2 separate regions of the Homo sapiens genome follow, and region 1 is linked to region 2. Evidence: chromatin loops called from intact Hi-C (ENCODE). Cell type or tissue: pancreas. All regions are shown on one strand. Links, peaks and the distances in the headings refer to the core of each region. The heading gives the core; the rest is flanking DNA.

The links. Peaks named below come from ENCODE experiments on the same cell type or tissue, not always from the same donor. Only the 100,000 strongest peaks of a DNase experiment are listed, where the experiment ranks them.
Region 1: a loop joins it to region 2, with 2.8 times the contacts of the local background. A loop is called at or near these places in 19 of 110 quality-filtered maps.

The regions. Positions count from the first base shown.
Region 1 is chr9:117,553,485-117,558,872 of GRCh38, reverse strand. No RefSeq gene overlaps it. Among named protein-coding and RNA genes, the nearest start is that of ASTN2, 140 kb to the right of the region's middle. In pancreas, for the core only: a CTCF peak has its summit at 2,433 (motif pointing right); a DNase peak (open chromatin) is centred at 2,432.
Region 2 is chr9:117,484,383-117,489,770 of GRCh38, reverse strand. No RefSeq gene overlaps it. Among named protein-coding and RNA genes, the nearest start is that of ASTN2, 72 kb to the right of the region's middle. RefSeq lists an enhancer at 1,829-1,988. In pancreas, for the core only: a CTCF peak has its summit at 2,079 (motif pointing left); a DNase peak (open chromatin) is centred at 2,050; H3K4me3 peaks cover 223 bases; H3K27ac peaks cover 906 bases.

The sequences.
Region 1 (5,388 bases), core at 195-5,194, 69 kb before region 2:
TTGTATGCTGAAAACAACATCCCCACACTGTGCAACTTTGCATATGCAATGCCATACTCTTACTGCCATTCTCCGAGCCATGCACTCTTGCATCCTCAGGCTTTTGTTCACATTGTTCTCTCTGCCTAGAACAACCACCCTTTTCCCATATTAACCTTTTTAAATGTTCTCCTTTCAAACTCCTGTCCAGATATTCCCTATCCCAAGGGACCTTCTTGGGATACCCCAAAGGGCCTTCTATTAGGCAGAATTAATCTCTGCTCCATTCTTCTCCATCTCAGCTAATAGTTCTTTCATCTTCCCGGTTGCTTAAGCCCCCAAATCTGAAATTATTCTTATACTTCTTCTTCTTCATGCCTCATCTTCAATCCATCTCCCAGCTTTGTCTATCCACTCAACCCTCAACATATATGTTAAATCTCTCCTGCCTACTTTAAGCCACTCTCATTTGACTACTGGACAACAGTCTTTTTTTCTCATCCCAGTCTTGTTTTTCTCTAACCCATTCTCCACTTTAATAGACGAATCCTTTTAAAAGCACAAATCAGTCCAAGTCACTCCTATGCTTGAACTTCCTGGTGGCCTCCTTTAATATTTGGAATAAAATTCAAATATCTTAATGAGACCTGCAAAGTAAAGCATGATCTGGCCCTTGAGATCTCACTCCAGCCATTTTCCAATTTTCTGTACTGCAGTGGGAAATGCAAGCCAACATCAGAAACGTTGTGATTCTTTTCCCCTCATGTGGAATACTCTTTCTCTCTCTCTTTACTTGCTTATCCTATTTTTTCATTCATAACAAACAAAAAAGGTAAATTTGAGATGCTTTTGATAACTCCTTAAGCCAACTCAGGGTCTTGCCCATTATCTTGCTTCATGATACTTGGTTTTCTTCATTCATAGGGTTATTGCAGCTTGTCATTATATATTTACTTATGAGTATCTCTAGAATATTTGTCTTTCCTGTTAGTCTATAAGCTGTAAATGTATGAATTATGTTGCCTTATCCAATACTTTATACCAAGTACTTCTGGTGTTTAGTATGCAATAGGCCCTTATTAAATATTTGATCAAACAAGAAGTGAACAAATGAATAGCTGAATGGATGAACAAATTACATCATGCACTGAACATATGTCACATTGTTGAATTCAGTTTATTTTACATGTAACAGTTTATCAAGTATCAGAATTTTTTTGCATGTATGCCCATTTCCTTTTCTGAATCTAAGGGCTTATGGGCGGGTAGCATCAATTATTCAGCATGGTAGCTCTCACAGGTTCTAGAAGCTGAGCCCTCAATAGATATAAGTTGGTAAAAATCAGATGTCTTATTCATTTGAATGTAATGTAACTTCTTTGAGGACATAAGCATAATATATACAGCTTTTAAACTCCAGTGCCTAGTACATAGTAGGTGCTGAATAAATGCTTGATGAATGGATGCATGCATGCACATATCTTTATCAGGTTGTCAACAAGTCAGTATTCCATTGCATATAGATGCTATATATATATATTTTTAGCTACTCATCTTTTGATGGACACTTAAATTGCTTCCATATCTTGGCTATTGTGCACAATGTTTCAATAGATGTGGAAGAACAAATATCTCTTCAACATGCTGATTTCATTTGCTTTGGATAAATACCTGGTAGTGGGATTGCTGGATCATATGGTAGTTCTATTTTCAATTTTTTGAGAAGTCTCCATCATGTTTTCCATAGTGGCTATAATAATTTACATTTTCACCAACAATGCACAAGGTTTCCCTTTTTTCCACATCCTCACCAACATGAAGATCTTTTGTCTTTCTGATAATAGACATTGTAGCAGGAGTGAGGTGATATCTCATTGTGGTTTTAACTTACATTTCCCTGATGATAAATACCTCAAAACATCATATTGTGCCTGATAAATACATGCCATTTTCTATGTCAATTTTAAAAATAAAAAAAAAAAATAGGAAAAAAAAAGTCAGCCTTCCACCAACAACCTCAGGAATGCAGAAGTAAAAATAGACTTTAGGCCTTTTTCCTATTGACATTCCCTTTTTAGTATTGCAGAGTCATTTTCTTCCTGCTTATTTCAGGTCACTAAACATGTAGATTATCATGTATGAAACACTGTGCTACTCCTGGAGGTAAAAAAAAAAAAAAAAAGCTGAGTAGGACCTGATCAACCCTGATTTGTTCTACCTGGCCCCAGATTTAAGGAACTTGGGGTCCAGAAGAGTAGAGAAAGTGCATTAGAGAGGTACATGAATGTATAAGAATGATACAGGTGTGGTAGAAGTTGATTATTGCCCTACCCAGATGGCCTTTGCAGGGTCCATGCATCAAAGGTCTAGCTGTTCTGAGTGTTGACTACTGTTTTGAGTTCCCAGCCGCCCCCACTCCCTTCTTGGGAGAACTGTACTTGGCTTCTCAGACCCACTCACCTCCACTAGGGGGCAGCCCACAGCCAAATGGATACTAATAAACAAACGGCAGGCATCTTACTTCAAAGGAGAAAACCCTGTGCTGTGGTTTTTTGCTCCAGAGTCTTATCCCTGTGGATCAAGCTAAGGCTAGACTCTGCCTCAGATCATGTCTGTGGTTGGCTCTTTCCCCTATCTTAACCGACTTAACTTCCTCCATTACAGGTTTTTACTGAAGAGCTTTCCCTCTATAAATCACATGAACCCAAACCCCTGTCTCAGGCTCTGCTTCCCCAAAATACCACCAAAGCCGTCTGATAGGCACTGTCCAAAGTTAAGTGCATGGTGCTACGAGACAGAAAAGAGATATCAGACACTGTTTAGAGACAGAGAGGTATCCTAAGTAGAATCTTCTTTCTAGGTATGTTTCAATTTTATAGAAAAGTATCAGGATAATACAATATAATAAAACATTCACATATTCCCTAATTAGATTTAACTAATGTCAACAGTTTTTCACAGATGCTTCCAAACTTACACAGAATTAAAGATTACCAATATGGTAGAAAACATTTTTGTGGCTCTTTTTAATTCTATACTTTTCTTTTTCAATCTTTGGAACCAATTCCTACCCTGGTAATGGTGTAAGCACTTCACAATCATGTTTCTGTATTTGTACATATCCACGAGAATGGCATGTTTTCATGTGTTAGCAGAGTTATGTAAGTTAACACCATATATAAACTTTGCCCACTTTCTCTTTTACTCTGATTGTTATGTTTTTGTGACCTATCCACCTCAATACACACAGATTAGACATTCATTTCCGTTGCCAGGTTGCATTCTATTACTGTGCCTTATTTTGGCTTCTTTTAAACTTCTTATATGCCTTCTACTAGATTGATAAAGTTATCTTTATTTCCTCATTTTTAATTGTAAATTATACATTCCATTTGGATTAATTTAGAGAATATTCTTTAATTTTAACATGCATACTATATTTAATAAGGTTTAAAATTAATCTGCATTTCTATTTTCTATGTGAATACCATGAAGTGCATAGGACCCTCTAACTATGAAATCCCTTTTTGTATCTTCTATGTAATTGGAAAGTATTTTATTTCTACTCTTTTTAACCTTTCCATTATTGTATGTGCATATGCGTATATACACACATTTATGCATACATTCGAAGTTTATACTTATTTAACATTAACTGTACTTAATTTAATAATATTTACTCAATGTCATCTCTTTTATCCCACACTGTTTATTTACCTTCAGTTTCCTTTTTACTTCAGTTCACCCTTTTATAGTCCTTTTGAAGAGGCCAGTGAGTTAACAAGTCTGCTTCCTGTCTGCAAATGTTTTCATGTAAATTTTACTTCCAAATTATGGTTTAACCTAAGTGTAAAATGTTAGGTTGACAGTTGTCAGGCTAACAGTCATCCCTTTGTTGATGATCTCACTTTCCTTTCTTGTACCTTTTAAGAATTTCTCTTTGATATTCTATCCTATCGATATAAGATATCTTGGGTATGGACTTGTGTTTATTTGTCTTGCCAGGACTATATAGGTTGTTTGATCCATTTTTTAAAACCGGAAAAAAATGTCTGTTTGTCTATGAACATCACTCTCCCCTGGAATAACATTCTCTCGAATAGGTGCATGCAGGATATTTTTATGTTATTCTGTAGGTCTAATTTTATCTTTCATCTCTTTGTATCATTGAACTGCATTCTCGTTGATTTCTTCGGAGCTATATTCCAGTTCAAGAATTATCTTCTCCTCCATTTGACTGTATTGTCCATCCATGGTTTGTAATGTCTACAACTCCGTTAATTTCTAGAGTTTCTATTCATTTTTTAAAAAAATACTTCTAATCTTTCTATATATTCTGTTGTTCTTGACTAATATATTCTTACATCCATCTATCTCTTTTACCATTTTAAATATACTTACTTTACAACATCTTTTGGATTTTACAATTATCCAATTCATAAAGCATTGGTTCTTCCACTTGCTTCCTATGCTGATTATTCATTGTGGTTTGTTCTTTGTGTGATGCTTAATTTTTACCAGAAAGTCATTTCAGTAAAGGTTTATAGTTATATTTTGTGTTCTATATTATAGAAGCATTCCTATAGATTTCACAAACCTGGAGCCTAATATTTTTATTATTAATGTTTCATCTTGGAGACTTAACATCCTAAAGGTTATGTGAACTTGAATTTCACAGGTATATTTGTCTTAAGCCAATGATTCTTGTTACTCACAAGGTTCAACTTACGGTCCTGGAAGTTGGGGACTGGTGGTAGAGTCCCCATTGCATAGCTGGGATATTCTTTGAGCCATCCTTCTTTGTTCAGGGTTCCGGTTCCCCCAGGTAAAAATGACTCAGATTCATACATAATCTTTTCCCACTTCTGTGACAGGTTTTGAATCAGTCTCACTTCTCTGCTCCAACTTAAGGTCCCCCTTCAATGCTGGCATTTCCACACTCCCTTTCCGTTTATTCATTTATTTATGCATTTATTATTTTTGAGTCAAGTCTTGCTCTGTCACCCTGGCACAATCATAGCTCACTGCAGCCTCAAACTCCTGGGCTCAAGTGATCCTCCCACCTCAGCTTTCCAAGTAGCTGGGGACAACAGGTGCACATCACCATGTCCAGCTAGTGAAGATCTCCCTTTCTATGCTTTCAGATTGGCTGCGTATTGTTTACTTTTTTTTTTTTTTTTTTTTTGAGACGCAGTCTCGCTCTGCTGCCCAGGCTGGAATGCAGTGGCGCGATCGCAGCTCACTGCAAGCTCCGCCTCCCGGGTTCACGCCATTCTCCTGCCTCAGCCTCCCGCGTAGCTGGGACTACAGGCACCCGCCACCATGCCCGGCTAATTTTTTGTATTTTTAGTAGAGACGGGGTGTTTACTTTTATGATATTTTATGTAGCATGATTATGTGTATGGAATG
Region 2 (5,388 bases), core at 201-5,200:
TCCTAGGATGCTAACAGAAGCTTGAAAGACAAGGAAGAGTTAGATCATGAAGGGCCGCAAATACCAAGCTAAGGAGCTAGGACTTTGATCCTGCACATGGTAGTGAGCTGGTGAAGGGTTTTGGAGGAATTTATACTATCAGAAATCGGTTTAATGAGGTTTAATTTGGTGGTTGTAAGTAGGAAAGTAGGGAGAACAGCTGGGAAACTAGTGAGGAGGAAGATATCAAGGGCCAGACCTGGAGCTATGAAAGAGGATGAGATGTGCAAGAAAGAGACAGATTTAGATGATGCTTTGATAGGACGTGAAAACTGATCACAGAAAAGGGGGAGGAATGTTTCTCTGAGGTTTTTTTTTTTTTTTTTTTTGAGATAGAGTCTCACTGTGTTCTCGCACTGGATCTCAGCTCACTGCAAACTCCGCCTCCCGGGTTCAAGCAATTCTCGTGCCTCAGCCTCCTGAGTAGCTGGTATTACAAGCACGCACTACCATGCCCAGCTAATTTTTGTAGTTTTAGTAGAGACAGAGTTTCACCATGGTGGCCAGGCTGGTCTCGAACTCCTGACCTCAAGTGATCCACCTGCCTCAGCCTCCCAGTGCTGGGATTACAGGCATCAGCCACTGTGTCCGGCCTCTCTGAGGTTTCAATTCAGATCTCCAGGAGACAGGGGGCCTTCTAAACATAATAAACGAGCAGAAGAAGAGGAACTGGGCTGGGAAGGAGGAGATAAAGCTTGGTCTGGATTTGCTCTGATTCTCATGATGCCAGCAGATATCCTTGAAAGCAGAGGCAAATAACTTTAGGCTCTGAATGCGGCGGCACACCAGAGAGTCCCTTCCTCCTTCCTGCCCCATCAGCTGCACCATTGGCCTCCACTCCTCTCACCATCAACTCCGGTGACCCAGCCTCTGGTCACTGGAGGAGGCAGAGCTGGCCTGGGTGGGGGGTGGCAGGAGGAAGTGGGTGGTGGAATTACCCACAAAGTGACTTCTCAAGCTCGCCTATTTCTGGTGCCTCTCCTCCTGATGCATCTCAACCTTGGCCTGAGCTAATGAACCTCAGAGAGCAAAGCTGTCTTTTGTTTGTTTGTCATTTTGAAGTTTTCTGGTTGATTAAGATCTATGCCAGCAGGAGGGTATAAAATCACCAGCAATACTTCATTCGAGGATCACAGGGCACTCTCATCCCCTTCTGACAAAATGCTGAACTTAATATAAAAATGCTGTCCCAACCACTTTAGATCAGAGAAATTGTTAAAAGGACTTTTTTCTTTCTCTTTTTTTTTTCCCATCTGAATTGTTATTTTTCCCTCCTCTTATCATTTTCTGCTTTGTTTCACACCCTCTGTAAATCAGGTTTCTTTTAAAAGAGCAAAAATTGAATTCTAGTTACAGACAAAAACTACAAATGAATTTCACACTGAATGAAGTCCAAGGGAAGGAAAAAAAAAAAAAACTGTTACTGGGTGACACTTTGAAGTTAACTTTTCCTCACCAAACCCCGGTTATCGTTTTCCTAAGGACCACGATGTCACCTACCCCTACTCCCAGCCCCCTTGCCCAACCTGTACCCTTGAAACTCCTAACTCTTAGCAGAAAAAGAATGCAGCCGTCACAGCTTCAGTCTTCTGGGGGAATGTAATTATCTAAACTGGCGCGGATCCAGAGCTCAGCTCCCCCATGAAAAGGATTTCTTATGAAAGATTAAGTGGTAACACATATGTCAACAGCACTCCCAGCTCTGGAGTAATTCTGAGCAAACAAGAAAATGGCAACAGTTCCTGTTTCCAATCTGGAAACCCTCCCCGGGTCTTTTTCCACCCCAGGTGTCACAGAGCTCTTCAATTTGTTCAGGTGTTGTATCATGGGAGCCAATAGACAGGTGAGGGGGACAGTACGTTTATCCACGGTGAGGCTTGAGGGGATGGGAGCCAGAAAAGCAGCTGGTTTGGAGGCAGCCCTATAAGGCTGGCTGTTTTAGGGACGCGGCACCGGCCACCAGGCCTGCGTAGCCCAGGCTCCCTCCCGTTTCCTGTAGCCCTCCGCCTTGGCAGGCATGGCAACACTGCCCTCTGCTGGGGCAGCACAGTCATCACACCCCACCCAAGCTCCCCGGGCCAAGGACGATGGCTGGGAATGTGATGGGGAGGAAAAGGCTTGACAGCCAAGCAACCGCTAGGGTCAGCTCTTGTGTGGCTGGAGTGTCAAGAGTCCCCGTCTCTGATGTGTGCCTTAACCCAGGGTTTTAGAATCGAACAGACAGATCTGCTATGTGACCCTGGGCATGATTTACCTTTCAGAGACTCAGAACAAAGAGAAAAGTCACCTACATTAGAGGACTATGGTGAATATGAAATGAATATTAGCTTTTCAGCAAGGGTGACCACACGTCCTGATTTCCCCAGGATGGTCTCAGTTTTTGCTTGTGGTCCTGATGTAATTGTGAACGGCACCCCTTTCATTCTCAAAAGGCAATAAATTATATGGTTAGCCTATCCAAAACGCAAGACACTCTGCCAGACATAGTAGTTACTCAGCAAAACCTAGTTTCTCTCTATTGTACTTGAATGCTGATCTTCTGTGAATGCAGATAAAGGGACAGGTGAGGCAGTTTCCTTTCCCTTTACTTCTATGGGGTAAACTGTACACTAGCTTTTCTGCATCCAGCAAAGAAAGCAGTATGGCAGTGTATGGAAAAATCAATAGTGAAGAGGGTAGGAGTCATAGGAAGATAAACCAAGCCAACAAATTTCAGCAGAATCCTAAGCAAGCCCCTTCGTCCTCTGTCCTGCTGTCTCCCACGTATGAGGAGTGATCACCTTTGCTTTTCCTTTTTTGTAGGACTGCGGCAAGGCCCAAATGCAGCAATGGGTATGAAAATGCAGTCATAGGCAGAAGCAAGGTATCATTATCTCATTTTTGATGCATACCAACTATCCACAATTGGATATTTTCTAGAGATACTTCTCTGAAAAAGATGCAGAAGTTCAGCATGTATAGCCCCATAGCTATATAATATACATTCATTTATGTCTTCCAAGCCTAAGAAATGTGGGGAATTATTGAAATGTCTACCACTGTGATAGCTCAAATCAGTGACAATGGCCAAATTTTGTTGCATCAATGTCCCTGAGGGGAAGCTGGCACCAATGCCAGGATAGCAGCTGATCTGCGTGTCTATTTACATAAATTTGCATTGGTGTGATGTTGAAAACTAAATGCCAATATTAAGGAAAATCGTTTTCTCCCAGACTAAGTCATCTCAGCAGAGCACAGTAGCAAGGAATACAGGCTCTGGAACCTGGCCTGCTACCCTCTATTTGTGTGACCTTGAAAGTTATAACCTCTTGTGTTGTATTTCCTTATCTAGAAATGGGAATAATGATAGCACTGACCACAGAAGGTTGGTGCAAGGGTTAAATAAGTTAATGTGTATGAAGGGTTTAGAGCATCACTTGACCTATTAAGTGCTGTGATATTAGCTGCTATTATTAACTCACACCCCATCCATTGTCCCTCACCATCAGTTTTTGTAACGCAGCCTCTGCTTTTTCTTCTATAAATCATAAAATTTAGAAATTTAGAGCTGGGAGGGATCTCAGAACATCTAATCAGTCACTTTTAGACTTTTATTTTATTCCTTTTAAAATAACTATGGAGCACTTTTTGAAAATAAAAGCTTACACGGAAACCCAGCATGGGGAACCATAGTAGCGTTGCAGTTAAGAAAATGGGCTTTGCAGATAGACAGGTCTGATTTCTAGTTCAAAGCTGCTTATTAGCCTTCTAACTCAGGGCAAGTGATTTACCTTGGCATTAAGCCTTCATTTCATAAAGTGTAAAATAGCAATCGTAATTGTAAATATTTCATAAGATTGTTATAAAGTTAAATGACTTCACACTTATTGAGTGTTTAGTGCAATGCCTGGCACATAATAAAGACCCAATAATTACATTAAATTCTTATGACTTTAATAAGTGAAATAGATACAGGAGAGCCAATCCAGCTGAAGCAGAGGAGAAGACATGGACCCCATGAAAGGCTCCCAGGGAACTTCTAGGACTCTGCAAAGCACAACTTAAAAGCTCCTGATCTAAGCCAACATCTGGAAATCAGAGTCCAGGAAGTTCTCAGCCCTTAATGTTAATTAACACATTCCTTCATCTCTAGTCGTTGTAATTGTTCTAATTCTGCCACTGTCCCCTACTGGTCATGTGATTGCTCTTCTTTTCCTTTTTCTTAAAGTTACAGCCCTGAGACAGTCTCTTTGGTTTAAACACCTTTTTCTAGGCCTGATTAAGCTGAGCAAGATTGTGTGGCATCCCCTGTGGTTGGCTCCCAATGGGGGTGAAAGTATCATGAACTTGCATTTCTAACATCTTCTGTTCCCTTCCTGTGCCTTTGACAGCTCACAGCCGGAGGGGGAGTGAGTCATTTGGTTAAAAATAAAAATACTACCATCTTTTCTCTAATGGCTTTGTTCATGATCACTGCAGGCTGGCACTGATATGTATTCTAAGCAGCCAGGGATAGCCAGTGGGCAGCCTGGGAACCTAGCTGGATTGCCTAAAACCAAAGTTTTGTCATCTCCTTTACTTTGCTGAAACACGGGGATTCAGCCATCTCTACCTTGGCTGGGCTACATTAGCATGGGGTGGATGGAATAGATGGTCAGCCTTCAGAAGAGGGGAACAGTGATGAACCCAAGAGTCACTTAGAGGAGAGAAGGTAAGATTCATAGCCCACAAGAGGGTAGCCCAATCCCTTCATTTTACTGAGACCCAGAAATGGAGCGTTACTTATCTAAGGTCACTTAAGCTGAGAGTTGGAGAAGGAAGCCATGGATTCAAGGCTTCTGTCTATAACAATTACAATGACTATTGCTCTTATTTCTACTTGCTTTTCCCAGCAGTATGTTAAATGTTTTATGTTGTTTGCCTCATTCCATGATTAACACAATTCTATGAGGTAGGTATTATTTTCCTCATTTTACAGATAAGAAAACTGAAGTTTAACAAGGTAAAGTGACTTGCCTAAGTTCCACTGACTAGTACATGGTAAAGAAGTGATAAAATAAGTTCATTTAGGTCCAGTGCCTAGGTTTTCAATCATTGAATCCTCAAAGTTTAGGGAGTGGGGAGTGTATTTATTAGCATGTGTATGTGCTAAGAGAGCAGCAACAGTGTCCTATTCATTATTAAATCCCCAATTTTTTTTTTTTTCTGAGACAGGGTCTCTCTCTGTCGCCCACACTCGAGTTCAGTGACACAATCTCCACTCACTACAACCTCCACCTCCTGGATTCAAGCGATTTTCCTGCCTCGGCCTCTCAAGTAGCTGGGATTATAGGCTTGTACCACCATGCCCAGCTAATATTTTGTATTTTT